3 separate regions of the Homo sapiens genome follow, and all the other regions are linked to region 1. Evidence: chromatin contacts called from ENCODE Hi-C or POLR2A ChIA-PET data. All regions are on one chromosome and are shown on one strand. Each heading gives the region's core, a stretch centred on a gene start or an enhancer-like site at or near the end of the contact. The rest is flanking DNA. Distances are from core to core; before and after follow the strand shown.

What was found. A loop is a pair of places that touch in the nucleus more often than their neighbours do. ChIA-PET counts read pairs that join two places held with the same protein, here RNA polymerase II (POLR2A). Pooled maps may share reads with other maps.
Region 2: a map of dorsolateral prefrontal cortex shows a loop between it and region 1 (6-fold over the local background). The contact joins the enhancer-like site here to the promoter of LARS2-AS1 in region 1. A Hi-C loop is called at or near these places in 8 of 168 maps with a recorded cell type or tissue (K562, PC-3, dorsolateral prefrontal cortex and 4 more) and 9 of 50 pooled maps. POLR2A ChIA-PET finds 5 or more read pairs at or near these places in 7 of 52 experiments (CD4-positive, alpha-beta T cell, K562, OCI-LY7 and 4 more).
Region 3: a loop to region 1 is called in a pooled map, with 2.9 times the contacts of the local background. The contact joins the enhancer-like site here to the promoter of LARS2-AS1 in region 1. A Hi-C loop is called at or near these places in 3 of 168 maps with a recorded cell type or tissue (breast epithelium, heart left ventricle and mammary epithelial cell) and 7 of 50 pooled maps. POLR2A ChIA-PET finds 5 or more read pairs at or near these places in 1 of 52 experiments (SK-N-SH).

Annotation. Positions count from the first base shown.
Region 1 is chr3:45,506,871-45,511,703 of GRCh38, reverse strand. LARS2-AS1 (LARS2 antisense RNA 1) reads left to right here and starts at 2,159. Exons shown (of 4, transcript NR_048543.1): 1 at 2,159-2,347; 2 at 4,722-4,792. The region is part of intron 15 of LARS2 (leucyl-tRNA synthetase 2, mitochondrial); the gene reads right to left. RefSeq lists a silencer at 1,793-2,087 and an enhancer at 2,914-3,780.
Region 2 is chr3:45,542,651-45,546,991 of GRCh38, reverse strand. All of the region lies in intron 21 of LARS2 (leucyl-tRNA synthetase 2, mitochondrial), which reads right to left. Among named protein-coding and RNA genes, the nearest start is that of LARS2-AS1, 35 kb to the right of the region's middle. RefSeq lists an enhancer at 1,101-1,395 and silencers at 1,782-1,992, 2,785-3,011. Within about 2 kb of position 1,296, at least 10 of the 41 ENCODE cell types and tissues checked have a DNase peak (open chromatin) inside an H3K27ac peak, as active enhancers do; they include dorsolateral prefrontal cortex and gastrocnemius medialis, where a contact is called at or near this core.
Region 3 is chr3:45,566,023-45,570,466 of GRCh38, reverse strand. No RefSeq gene overlaps it. Among named protein-coding and RNA genes, the nearest start is that of LIMD1, 27 kb to the left of the region's middle. RefSeq lists an enhancer at 2,836-3,362. Within about 2 kb of position 2,611, at least 5 of the 41 ENCODE cell types and tissues checked have a DNase peak (open chromatin) inside an H3K27ac peak, as active enhancers do.

The DNA of each region.
Region 1 (4,833 bases), core at 910-3,409:
TCAAGTGGCACAACACTGCCACCTTCCGAGAACGGACAGAATTGCAACCTGCGAAAAACTGACTAACCCCAGCTGTTCAGCCTAAGGCTGCAACTTTTGCCTCGTCTTTTATAACTTTTTTTTTTTTAAGGTAAACTGTTGAGGTATAGCACACATATTGAAAAGTGTAAGTCCTAGCGGTATAATGATGAATCTTCACAATATAAAACACACTTGTGTAACTGGCATTCAGCCCAATTAGCAGAACGTGAAATCAACCTTCCATCCGCTTCTAGGCACTGTCTCCTCACTATGGGCCCCTATAGCCTGACTGCTAACACTATTATTTCATCTGCCTGTTTCTAACCCGCTTGTAGCCATTTCTTAGTGAGAGCTCTCAGGGGATGTCCACATGGGAGGCTTTCCCCAGAACTGGCAGGCAGGTCCTCAGCAGTGCACCCACACCAAGACCTGCTAGTTACATGAATATATCCTAATGTCTGAAAGCTTCCAACAATGAAACTTGACAGTTGAAGCTCTTCTGGACTGTCTTCTCTGAGGGTTGCAGTGCAGCAGGGGCCATCTCAGATGGATCATCTAGAGCAGGGATGGCAAAACCTAGCCAACTATCCCCAGTGCCCTTGCCTACAACCACCCAGACACCATTCATCGACAGCAGCACTCCTGGTGCTCAGAACGAGTCTCTGAATTCTTCTTCGTACCATATAATCAGAAAGCACAGAGTTATTATGTGAAATGTATCACTTATTTCTTTGGTATTTCTTGAGTGCTTGCTATGTGCCTGGCACTGAGCTAGGCACTGGGGATATAATGTTGGGCAAAGCAATCTCTGCCCTTGGGGAGCCAGCCTGTTTACGATCACTGAACCAAACCAATGCCTGACAACTCTCAGAGCTGTGAGGGAGGAAAAGAAAGAGTGCAGTCATATTTGAAGAGCTCCTCCTCCCAATCAAGTCCAAATTCCTCCGCATAGCCATCCAGGACTTCTCCCTGTCCCCTGCCACTCCCTCTGCTCTTTCAAATGTTGCCTGCATGTGCTTCCACGTCTTTACTCACGCCATTTCCCAAACTGTTATCAAAACTCTAGTCCTCCTTCCTGGCTCAACTCAAATGCCATCTCCACTGAGAAGGTATCTCCTGGTCAGAATTAGAATTAGTTGTTTTTTCCTTCCTGATGCATCCTGTGTAGTGCCTGTAATTGTATCTAGCAGCTATTACATTTTATTGTGTATTTAGGTAAGCTGCTTGCCTGTCTTTCTCCTGTGAGGAGTAGGAGGATGATTTTTTTTTGAGACAGGGTCTTGTTCTGTCACCCAGGCTGGGGTGCAGTGGCACAATCACAGCTCACTGCAGCCTCAGTCTCCTGGGCTCAAGTGATATTCCCACCTTACCCCTGCAAGCAGCTGGGACCACAGGCGCGCACTACCACACCCAGCTAATTTTTTGTATTTTTGGTAGAGATGAAGTCTCACTATGTTGCCCAGGCTGGTCTTGAACTCCTGAGCTCAAGCAATCCTCCTGCCTCGGCCTCCCAAAATGCTGGGATTACAGGCATGAGCCACTGCTCCTGGCCTTGAAAATCCTTAAAGGCCACTCTCAGTCTCCAGTTCCTAACAGATGCTCAGTAATGTTAATTGCCTTGAACTCAATCAAGCTTGTTTCAGTGGATGAATAAACCTACCAGCAGCAGGGGTGGGGGATAATGTGAGTAGGACAAAGTGGAGGCAAGAGAGGAGGGAAGAAAGAAATGAGTGAAGTGGGGCACTGGATGCTATACTTTCCAGCTAGTGCCACCATCTTTTTGCAGGGAGGGGTGCATTGAAAGATCCCAAGCAGCTGAAGCAAGAGAATGAGAGCAGGGGAATGCCCCGATGAGTGCTCACATGGAATTTCCCAGTGGGGAAAGGGGCGCTTCCCAGCTCCTAGAATCCTGCTCATTCCCAAGTGTTTTCCCTCCACTTTTCCAGGGAGCCAGGGAATGGGCTATAGGGAGTTGGGAATCTGGTTTTCACTCTTGGCTGAAGCTGGCCATGTCTACTCTCATGCGTAGTTTAGCTCTGAATGAGTCACACTTGTTTATTCATTCAACATGTATTTACATGATAATTGGGTACACAGCACTAGGCAATTAATTGGAGAGCTTACAATAAGAACAGGCAGCCCAGGACATGCTCATAAATAACCATCAGCACTACAAGAAAGACGTACCAAATGTGATTTGGAGGCGCAAGGTGCACAGGAATGAAGGACAAAGGACATCAAGGGCCCTGCTGGACTTGGAACCCAGGCCTGCTGGAGCAGAGATCACATCACATTGCCAAGTTCATTATTCAGATTCACAATTGGGGTAATGTGTTTCCCTTTTGTTCACTCATTCATTCACTCAACAGATGGTACTTGGGAACAGACTTGCGTATGCAACTGAGTTATTCATTCATCATAGTGACTGTGCACAGCAGGGGCCTTTATAAGTGAGTGGAAAATCTGCAACTCTAAACCACTAACAAACCGTTCTGACTCAGGGACCATCAAACGCGGGAGTATTAGGCAGGGCCTCTGCCTTGAAGAAGGCCCTGGATTTCTGAGTCAGCTTTCTTCCTACTCCTTCGGTACATCCCTGGAGGTAGATCATGCTTGCTTGCACTGAAGCACAGCTATATGTAAGCACAGTGATGAAAACTGGGGGGAGATCTTCACAATTTCTTCATTAGTTTAGACTGCACTAACTCAGAAATTGCAACAACTGATAGCTGCTGGGCATTGAAGGCCACATTTGTCCCACTTGGAAGAAGGAAAGAAGGAAGGGAGGGAGGCAGGGAAAGAGGGGAGGAAAGGTAGGGAGGGAGGAGAGGGAGGAAGGGAGGGAAGGAAGGGAGTTGCTAATTATTAGGATAAACAAGGAAATTCAGAACATTGATTGATTGGCCATGTTAAGTGCTCTTAAAAAAATCACTATATACAAGGAATGTGCTAATTACAGTATGAGCAAAGAATATCAGGATGTATCAGAGCCCCACCTTCTTGCTGCAGATGACATTTACCTATTCATGAAGCCCCAGAGAGCCTGCTGCCCACTCCCCTGACCTGGTGCGAGAGTGGCCTGCCAGGCTGCAGATCTTTGAAGGCCATAGATCTCTGAAAATGGTCTCCAAATTGGACTTTTCATTAAATCAGACTAAGTTTACCTTCCTCTTCTTCCTTGTTCTGTGCCCAGGGCCATCATGTCACATAATTAGCCTAGTTTCTAAGTATTAGCCATGGCTCATTCTTGAAATATCACCATTCCCATTTCCTAGCAGCCAGTTAGTGGCGCAGAAGGAGGGTTTACTAATACAGCAGGACCCAAGTAAAGCTTCTCTTCCCTTCCTGTTCCTTTTCCCAGTAGCCCCGTTTCTGGCATGATCAGAGTAACAGAGAAGAAAGCTCTGTGGATAGGGGCTTGCTGTGCTCTCCACGGTCAGCAGGCGGCCTGCCCTTCTCATGGGAGCTCCCTGAGCAGCTGCTTGCTTCTGACAGCCACCACTTTCTGTTGATTCCAAACTGAAGGGAGAAATTCAGTTTGGGGAATTTAGTGTCTAAGTTGCATTACAGAGCTACAACAAAAAGTGACAAGATTCCATGTTTACAGCGGTCTCCCACAAAGGGAGAGAAAAGGCTTCCTGATCTCATTCAGTGAAGATGGGCCATGACATGTTCCCACGCTCTAATGTGCCCCCTCTCTTTCAACCTGGTGCTAACCACCGGAAGGAGGGAAGCTGAAAGCTGATCCTACCCCACACCCACAACCACAGCAGGAGGCTCAGCATATTTTCCTTCTTTGGAATATATACCATACTGTAAATGATAAAGTTACACAATCATTGTAAAAAATCTGGAAAAAATCAGAAGTATATTGGGCTCACCACCCAGAGATAGCTAGTGTTAACATGTTGGCATGAGTTTTTCAAGTCTTTTCTCTTGCTTTGAGTATGTGTATATATGTGCTTGTATATATAAAGACAAAGATAACCAAGCTGTATCTTGCTTTTTCTATTTCTCATTACTTCAGATGAATTTCTCCATGTTATTAAACATTCTTTGTAATTTAATTGAAAGTGTTGTATAAGTGTGCTCCACGTAGATGGATTATACTTTATTTACCCTGTCTCAGCATTTTGGGGCATTTAGATTGTATCCAAATTTTTAGCTACTTGAAATAACACTTACATGAACATCTTGGTGCATAAGTTTGCATTTCTGATTATTTCCTTAGGATAGATTTTTAGCAGTGCAATTAGTGCACCCAAAAATGAATAGTTTTAAGGCTCTCACTATGTATTGCCAAACTGCTTTTCAGAAAGATTGTTCCAAGCTACTTCCTGCAATATATGAGAGCTGCTCTTATGCTAGCTTCCTTACTACATGGAAGATGGCATCTCACTGCTGAATAATTTATATTTGCCAGTGAGGGAAATTTTTTTTTTTAAAATCATAGAAATGGGGTCTTGCTGTGTTGCCCAGGCTGGTCTCGAACCCCTGCACTCAAATGATCTTCCTGTCTTGCAATCCCAAAGTGTTGGGATTACAGGTGTGAGCCATCGTGCTGGGACGGAAACATTTTACAGTGTAAGATGTTTATTATTTTATAGTGTGATAAAATGTTTATTAATCATTTGGATATCTTCTTTTGTGGGTTTCCTGCTTACATTAATTCCCGGTTAATCATTAACTTGGTATTTCAGATCACACAACTAAGGCACCTGCTGTCCTGTGTGGTGGCACACTTAACTTGGAGGCCAGCCTCTTACGTAAGGTAAGGAGACCTTAAAGTACAAACTGCAAGCCTAACTGTGC
Region 2 (4,341 bases), core at 47-2,546, 36 kb before region 1:
GATTATTCTGTCATCGGGGCTCAAGTTTAAGTTCAGATCCAGGTTAGAGTGAGCTGTCCCCTCAGATTTTACCTAGGTCTCAAGTGGACCAAACAGTTGACGGTTTCAAGGGGGACACAGTCAAACTTCTCTCTCTGCTGACTGGCTCCAGAAGGGGGCGCTCTAGTGTGAGGACTTAGAAATTGGAGCCACATCTTGTCACATTAATCACTCTTTCTCGCTTAACATGGGTCAGTACAGTTCCAGACACAGGTGGGTATTCACCGAATATTGATTCAATGAGGGAAGGTGACCACGTGGCTCAGTTTCTGAAGTCATGCTTCCAAATCCTCAATCCCATTGCTCCGAAATCTACACACACATTACTTTCACTAGCTCTTATTTTTCACTTGGAAAATATAGTCACAGTCTTAGGAAAAGTTACTAGGAATAATTTCTCAAGTTTCAACCAAAGCACATTATCAAATGTCCCCTAATCACCCACTTCATTTTTTCAGTTTTGCAGAACTTGGTGGCATTTTTATTGTCTGCATTAGCCTAGGTCACAGGGAGAGGACGAATAAAACACAAAGTCCTGGCATATTATGAAATACTGTTTTGAAAGCGTGAGGCTCCATGCTGCAGCGTTTTAAAGCGTTCTGAAGCTGGGGAACTAAGTGTGTGGTGTGAAGGACTGTGGCCCCCCTGCCCTGGTGTTTCTGAGCCATTAGAAGCTGCCTTCTTGCAAGGCCACATGCTTGGCTGGACTGAGACCCTGGAAGAGACCTCCCAACTGTCACCCAAGAGCCATGCCCCTAGTGAAGTCCTGGGGTCCCCAACAGGGAATTCTCAGGACATGCAGTTATTAGTGAATCATGTCTTTCCTCCTATGGAAGAGCAGCCCAGGGCAACATCTCCTCTGGGCCACCACCTACAGAGGGGGTGCTGGGTGAGGGGGAGCATGGTGCTCTCATGTGGGGAGATTCAGGTTTGACTCTTAGGCCTGGTCTTACAAGCTGTGGGATCTTGAGCTTAGTTTTTTTTTTTTTTTTCCTTAAGGACAGAATTCTCCAGATTCTGGAGTGAATAACCTGTGTAAAGGGACCAGCTCACTAAGCTGCACTCCCTCTGCCTTTGTCAAGAGTGCTGGCCAGGATAGGAGCTGGCTGTGGGATGTCCTCTTTGACGCATGGCCTCAGCACAACAATGACCCATTTCTAAACCTTCGAGCTTCCTGTGCTTTGCTGGAGCCGGGCAGGCTGGTCCTAAGTCATCACTGGTGACAGCCTGTCCAAGGGACCTGAGTCATTCTTGTCCACAGCTGGGGCTTTGGGGGCAGGGCATGTGATCTCTGAATGTGGCCATCGTGCTCTGAGTCTTTCCCTTGCTGCCTCGGGCACCCTCACACGGTTCTGGCTCCCCAGGCCTCCCCTGAGTTGCCTTACCAAGGCAGTCCCTTCAGGGTGAGTAGGTGCCAATCATGCTCCCCCTGTCTCTGGCATAAAGCGCCAATGAGATGGGCAGAGAAGTCAGGTTGGGACTCAACACTGAGCCTGAGCTTCAAGGGCCCAAAGAGGAAGAAGCACATTGACATCACTTCAAAAAGAGGCTGCTATGCTGTGGGGCTCTTGCACCTCCATCTTTGGAGAAGGCCTAAGCATGACTCTCCTGGACTTTTCTGACACCTGCCGGACAGGGCCCAGGCCACAGGTGTTCCTCCCACTCGAATCCATCACCTGTCCCCATCATGAGGGTAGCCTTGCGATGGCTAATAACAGTACAAGCTTCCATTTGCTGAGCTCTCACTCTGTGCCAAGCATTGAACTATGCAATTCACTTGTATGAACCTGTGAGTCGATGCATGAATATCCCATCCCATTTTACAGATAGGGAAGCTGAGGCACATGAAGTGAAGTCACTTGTCCACCTAGGCTCCACCCCAGGCAGTGGAAGAGACGGGATGACCTGACACAGCCCCTCTCTCTCCTGCTCACACACCCTGGTAGCCCCCTGTCCTCTGAGGGGTGTCTGGCCTCTGAGGAGGGGACACTCCCTACCTTTAGCTTTGTCTCCAGCACTGCCCTATGCCCTCTGCTCCAGTACCTCCCTGGCTCAGCCCGGGTCTCTGTGGGCCTGCCCCCCTATGTTTGTTCCTGGTATTGCGACACCCTTCTCTCCACTGGGGAGAGGCTGCTCCTCTTTCAAAGCCAAAGCTGCCTGTCCTTTTCCTCATAACGTATTTTCTGATTCTCCAACTGCCAGAAGTGGCAACGCTGATGCTAGCAGCAGTCACCATTCAGAGTAGATTCTGGACTAGCTGTGTGACCTTCAGTGAGTTATTTAGCTCCATCCTGCCACCATTTCCTTGCCTGTAAGATAGGGTTAGTCACACATCTGCCTGTCTGTGAATGGGGATAACAACAAGCCTGCCTCACAGGGCCACTGTGCTTAGTAAATAAGCTCACACCTGGGAAGTTCTAGGGCAGAGCGTGGCCCTGGGTCGGCGCTCACTCTGTATTAAGAGGATTTTGTCATTAGTGCATCCAGAAGCAGGCTAAGCACTTCCTGGCATTATCCTACCTAATTCTCTCAATAGCCGGATAAGGCAGGCACTGTGTGTGCCTCCATTTTATAACTCAGGAAACTGAGGCTTAGAGGTGTTAAATATGTTGTAAAACTGAGACTTATACCCAGGATGGCCTGACTTCCGAGCCCTTACATAAACTGTGTGTGACAGCTCATGTGCCCCCAGACCTTTGTTCCAAGGTGACAAGGCGGTAGCTCTTGTCTCTGTATCCCTGGTGTGGGCAGAGCCCAGCATGTCACAGGCACAAAGAACATGGGCACAATTGAACTGAATGACATCGAACTGCGCTTGCAGCCTGTTTCTGGCCAGGACACAAAGTGAGATCACATGGAGCGAGAACCCAGGCCTTCACAGAAGTCCTTGCTGCTGGCACGGTGCTGACCCAGCCTGGGTTCTCAAGCTGGGTGTACCTGCAGGGAGTCTTACACATGCTTTTCATTTTAGGTTTGCATTTCAATGATTATCTAAAATTATTTTTACCAACGATCAAAACTCAATTTCTTTTCTGCAGTGGTAATTTAAGATAGATATTTTCATAGACTAAAGCCCTCTCTTTTTCTTAAGTTAGCATTTCTCAACCGGGCTGAGGACAAGTTCTCAGGGATGCATGAGCTATTTATTTCTCATAAACATTACTCAAATTAAATAAATTTCTGGGCTGGGGCTGGGTGCGGTGGCTCCTGCCTGTAATCCCAGCACTTTGGGAGGCTGAGGTGGGCAGATCACTTGAGGTCAGGAGTTTGAAACCAGCCTGGCCAACATGGTGAAACTCCATCTCTACTAAAAATACAAAAATTAGCTGGGCATGGTAGCACATGCCTGTAATCTCAGCTACTTGGGAGGCTGAGGCAGGAGAATTGCTGTAAGTGGAGGTTGTAGTGAGCCAAGATTGTGCCACTGCACTCCAGCCTGGACAACAGAGTGAGAGAGACTCTGTCTCACCAAAAAAAAAAATAAAAAAATAAAAAAAAAAAATTCTGGGTTGGGTGTGGTGGCTCATGTCTGTAATCCCAGCAATTTGGGAGGCTGAGGCAAGAGGACTGCTTGAGCCCAGGAGCTTGAGACCAGCCCAGGCAACAGAGTGAGGCCTTGTCTCTATTAAATAATAATAATAATCATAAAAAAAGAAATTTCCTCCATGCCACAAGGATGGTTTTAATAATAATAACAATAAAGAAAGAAAAGAAATTTCCTCCATGCCACAAGGATGGTTGGTTTTGGTTTTGAAGATTTTTGGAAGAAGCCTGCCAGGGCACCCTCACATCCTCTTCCCTTGGGGTGGGGTGGCAGAGAACACAGTGCCAGGGGAGTTGGTGCAGAGACAAAGGGGCTGTGAAGGAGCCCGGTCTCCTGGGCAAAATATTGTCTTTCCAAACCTCCAGCTTCCTGCTGGGCCTTGGGTCTGCACAGGTGCAGAGGGGCCAGGGCCTGGCTGGCCAACCTCTGTGGGGTTATGCCCTCCCTCAGCCCCTAGGTGGGTTTGTTCAGGGCACTTTTCACAATTTGCAGCCATTTTATTTATCTTACTCTTTCCTTTTTATTCTTCCCTATCTCTTCCACTATGCTTTAAGCTCCATGAGGGCAGGGAACCTGTCTGTCCTATCTTGATTTTGTATCCCCAGAGCACTATGCCTGATGTAGAGTCAGACTTGCTAAGCATTTGTGAATAAACCTGGGCAAGGTGGACCAACTTCACTGAGGCTGAGTCTCCTCAACTGAAAAAATGAGAATGGCAACGCCCACGTTATAGGGTGATAAGAGTGAAATGACAATTT
Region 3 (4,444 bases), core at 1,362-3,861, 58 kb before region 1:
AGGGAGTTTGTTTCGGGGAGAGCTGTTATCATTTTTGTTTCAAAGTTAAACTATAGACCCGGTATGGTGGCTCACACCTGTATATCTTGACATTTTGATAGGTTGAGGCAGAAGGATCACTTGAAGCCAGGAGTTTGAGACCAGCCTGAGCAGCGTAATGAGATCTTGTCTCTACAAAATTTAAAAAAAAAAAAAATTACCCAGGAGTGGGCCAGGCATGGTGGCTCACACCTGTAATCCCAGCACTTTGGCAGGCTGAGGTGGGCAGATCACTTGAGGTCAGGAGTTCAAGACCAGTCTGGCCAACATGGTGAAACCCCGTCTCTACTAAAAATACAAAATTAGCCAGGCGTGGTGGCATGCGCCTGTAATCCTAGCTACTTGGGAGGCTGAGACATGAGAATTGCTTGAACCCGGGACACAGAGGTTGCAGTGAGCTGAGATCATGCCACTGCACTCCAGCCTGGGTGACAGAGCAAGACCCTGTCTCAAAAAAAAAAAAAAAAAAAAAAAAGGCAGGGCACAGTGGCTCACACCTGTAACCCCAGGAGTTTGGGAGGCTGAGGCGGGCGGATCACCTGAGGTCAAGAGTTTGAGATCAGCCTGGCCAACATGGCAAAACCCCATCTCTACTAAAAATACAAAAATTAGCCAGGCGTGGTTGTGCATGCCTGTAATTCCAGCTACTTGGGAGGCTGAGGCAGGAGAATTGCTTGAACCCAGGAGGCGGAGGTTGCAGTGAGGCAAGAATGCACCACTGCACTCCAGCCTAGGTGACAGAGCGAGACTCCCTCTGAAAAAAAAGAAAGAAAAAAAAAATTAGCCAGGAGTGGTGGTGTATGCCTGTAGTTCCAGCTACTTGGCAGGCTGAGGTGGGAGGATCACTTGAGCTCAGGAGTTCAGGGCTGCAGTGAGCTATATGATTGTGCCACTGCACCCCAGCCTGGGTAACAGAGCAAGACCTTTTCTCTTAAAAAAAAAAAAAATAGTTAAACTATAAACTAAATTCCTCCCAAAGTTAGTTTGGCCTATGCCCAGGAATGAACAAGGGTAGCATGAAGGTTCGAAGCAAGATAGAGTCAGGTCAGATTTCTTTCACTTTCAAAATTTCCTTATGCCAGATTTTTCTCAATGTTGTAATTTTTACAAAGGCATTTTCATCAGTGGATGTGAAATTTGGTGCCATTGGTGTTTGATATCATGGGCCTGAGTAAGCTCATCTGGGCAGAGGGTATAGAGAAGAATGAGAAGAATAGAGGGTCCAGGACCAAGCCCCCAAGAATTCAAAGAGAGGAAAGAGCCAGAAAATGAGGCTGAGACAGCGCGGCCAGGAGGCAGGAGAAGAGAAAGAAGAGTGTGTCTGTAGAATTAAGACGAGGGTTGAAAGTGTCATTGGCTTTGCAATACGAAGGTCGTTGGTGACCTTGAATGGGCTAGTTTCAGTGGTGAGAGGGCACAACTTCCCCTAGTTTCATGATATTAGTGGTTGGATCTATTTTTTTTGAGTAATAAATAAGTGGATTGGAGCTGGTGGCTATTATTCTTAGCAAACTAATGTAGGAACACAAAACCAAATACTGCATGTTCTCACCTACACATAGGAGCTAAATGGTAGGAACTTATGGACACAAAGAAGGCAACAACAGACACTGGGGCCTGCTTGAGGGTGGAGGGAGGGAGGAGGGAGAGGAGCAGAAAAGATAACTATTGGGTACTGGGCTTAATAGCTGCGTGATGAAGGCCGGGCGCGGTGGCTTATGCCTGTAATCCCAGCACTTTGGGAGGCCAAGGCGGGCAGATCACGAGGTCAGGAGATCGAGACCATCCTGGCTAACACGGTGAAACCCCGTCTCTACTAAAAATACAAAAAATTAGCCGGGCGTGGTGTCAGGCGCCTGCAGTCCCAGCTACTCCGGAGGCTGAGGCAGGAGAATGGCGTGAACCCGGGAGGCGGAGCTTGCAGTGAGCGGAGATCGCGCCACTGCACTCCAGCCTGGGCGACAGAGCAAGACTCCGTCTCAAAAAAAAAAAAGGACTATGGACACAAAGAAGGGAACAACAGACACTGGGGCGTGCTTGAGGGTGGAGGGTGGGAGGAGGGAGAGGAGCAGAAAAAATATTGGGTACTGGGCTTAATAGCTGGGTGATGAAACAATCTGTACAACAGACCCTTGTGACACATGCTTACCTATGTAACAAACCTTCACATGTACCCCTAAATCTAAAATAAAAAAATGGGTGACTCCAGAAGGCCAGAGGACTTGGGGACATTTGAGGTGCATGTGTAAGGCAACATCAAAAAGAAAAAGCCCCTGTGACATTTTCATTAATCCACATGGTTGGGATGTGAGCTACAAAAGAGGCTCCTCACAGCTTGAGGGCAGGCTCGGGAAAACCCTAGAAGCGGCTAGAGAAACTGAACTGAGGATGTGGCTGTGAAGTTCCCCATCTGCTCCTGGGGAGGAGAATTGACCCACCTCTTGGAGATGGTGAGCCCTACAGACAGGAAGGAAGAGTGCCCTGTTTATTTTTGTCTGCCTGATTTCACATCTGCTGACGTCTTCCCGCCCTTTCCCGCCCACTCTGCTCCCCATCTTTAAATCTTAACCACTTAGGAGATAAAAACACAGCCCCGAGGCCACAGCTGTGTGATATACCAGGTCAATTGGCACAACCAATCTACTGGGGAACTGAAGCAGGTGATGTTCAGACGGAACATGGAGAGAACCGAGTGAGCATCTCTCCTGGGCTTTGGGGCCTCGGAGGAGCAAGTCACCAGGCCTGGAGACTGAATATCAGACTTACATGTTCACCATCCTGTCTTCTTGGAAAAATGGATTTTAAATCTAAATCTTGCCACTGAGCAGGGCCAGACTGGGAATCGAAGGTGCTGGCACAGACTGGCAACTGGCATGGTGTTTGATTCTTTTGCAAAATGCTCACAACCCTCTAAGTCCATTTAAAAAACAAAAACAAACAAACAAACAAAAAACCCAAAACATGGAAAAGATTCGCTCTGTGCCTACCAGGAACTGTGAATGGACCACAAGGCATCACAGACGTCCACAGGGTACCCATCATGTCTGAGGGCTGTTTGGAGCCACTGTTTTTTTCCCTTGTTAAAATAAATGGGCTTTTGTGTTGGAAATGATTTCACGGTTTGATTTCCTCTGAGGACATGCAACCCCTATTGACATGAAAGTGCCTCACAGATCCTCCCTCTGCTGTGGAGCTGGTTGTCCTGGGTGACCTTCCCTTGAGGCCTGCAGGGAGGCCTGTGTGGGGATGGCTGTTTCCCTCCCACAGTCTCACCACCTTGGGAACTGACTTTGCTGGGACTGGCTAGGCGCCGAGCTGGTGGCAGGCTGTGGAGAGGACTGGGCCACAGCCCTCTTAGCCCACTGCCAGGCCCTCCAACCTTCCACTGTGGGAGCGTGATTGCCAGAGACCCCAGACACTGTGCTCGGGACCCGCCACCCCATCTGTGCCAAGGCTATGCCTCCCACAGGCTGCTCCCAGCCTATGGCTGAGCAAGGCAGGGATACTCGGGCAGGCCTATTCCTGAGAGATGTGGGGCTCCACTGACAGATGACTCTGACCCAAGGACTCCCTTAAACAGCTGTCTAAGACCTCCCTTACTTCTCTCCTTCACAGGGGTCAGACTGCGTCAAAATCTGATGGTTCTCCCAATGCCCCCATCTTGCTCTCTGTTCTCCTGCACAGGCATTTTCTCCAATACATCTCTTGCGTGTCATATCCCATCTTGGTATCTGCTTCTCAGAGAACCTGAATGAACACACCTGGAGCTTCCAGTAATTTATGGAAGACAGCAGCAAAAAGCCCCTGTGTCTGCTGCCTGGAGGGCAAAGGCGGCCTTATGCATAGTTTCATGGAGATGGTTGTAAATGATTCGGGACAGCTTGTGTTCTCCTGAGAGGTGTGCACTGCGCCCCGTACCCTTGTGTGGCCTGCTGGAGGATACGGACACAGAGGCCCAGCTTATGTTTGGGGCTGTCTTACTTAATCCATGTCCACTCAAGTAACTGAGTGTCCCCATTACTGGTGTCTCCATAAGCCAGTGATTCCCACGGTCAAGTGCAGACTACATCTTACTTCACACTGAAAAATGTAAAGGGCACTGGGGTGTGGTCAACAGTTCCTCCTCCTGTTTGTCAGGGGATGTGACACTTGTTGGCCCTCACCAGGGATTCTGGGTGTTTTGAGATTACAGAATAGAGAAGGAGAGAGGAAGGAGGGCTGTGGGGCAGAAGAAGGTGGTGTAATGGTCATCTAGAGAATCATTTACAAAATAGTGTCTGCCTCCTGTGTCCACACGTCTCTCCCTATGAAGAGAGTATTAAACCCTCAACCACCTGGCCCCTCTTCAAGTCTTAAACTTTGGGCACAGCTCCCATGTTCGTATGAGTGTTAACAGATTTTGCAC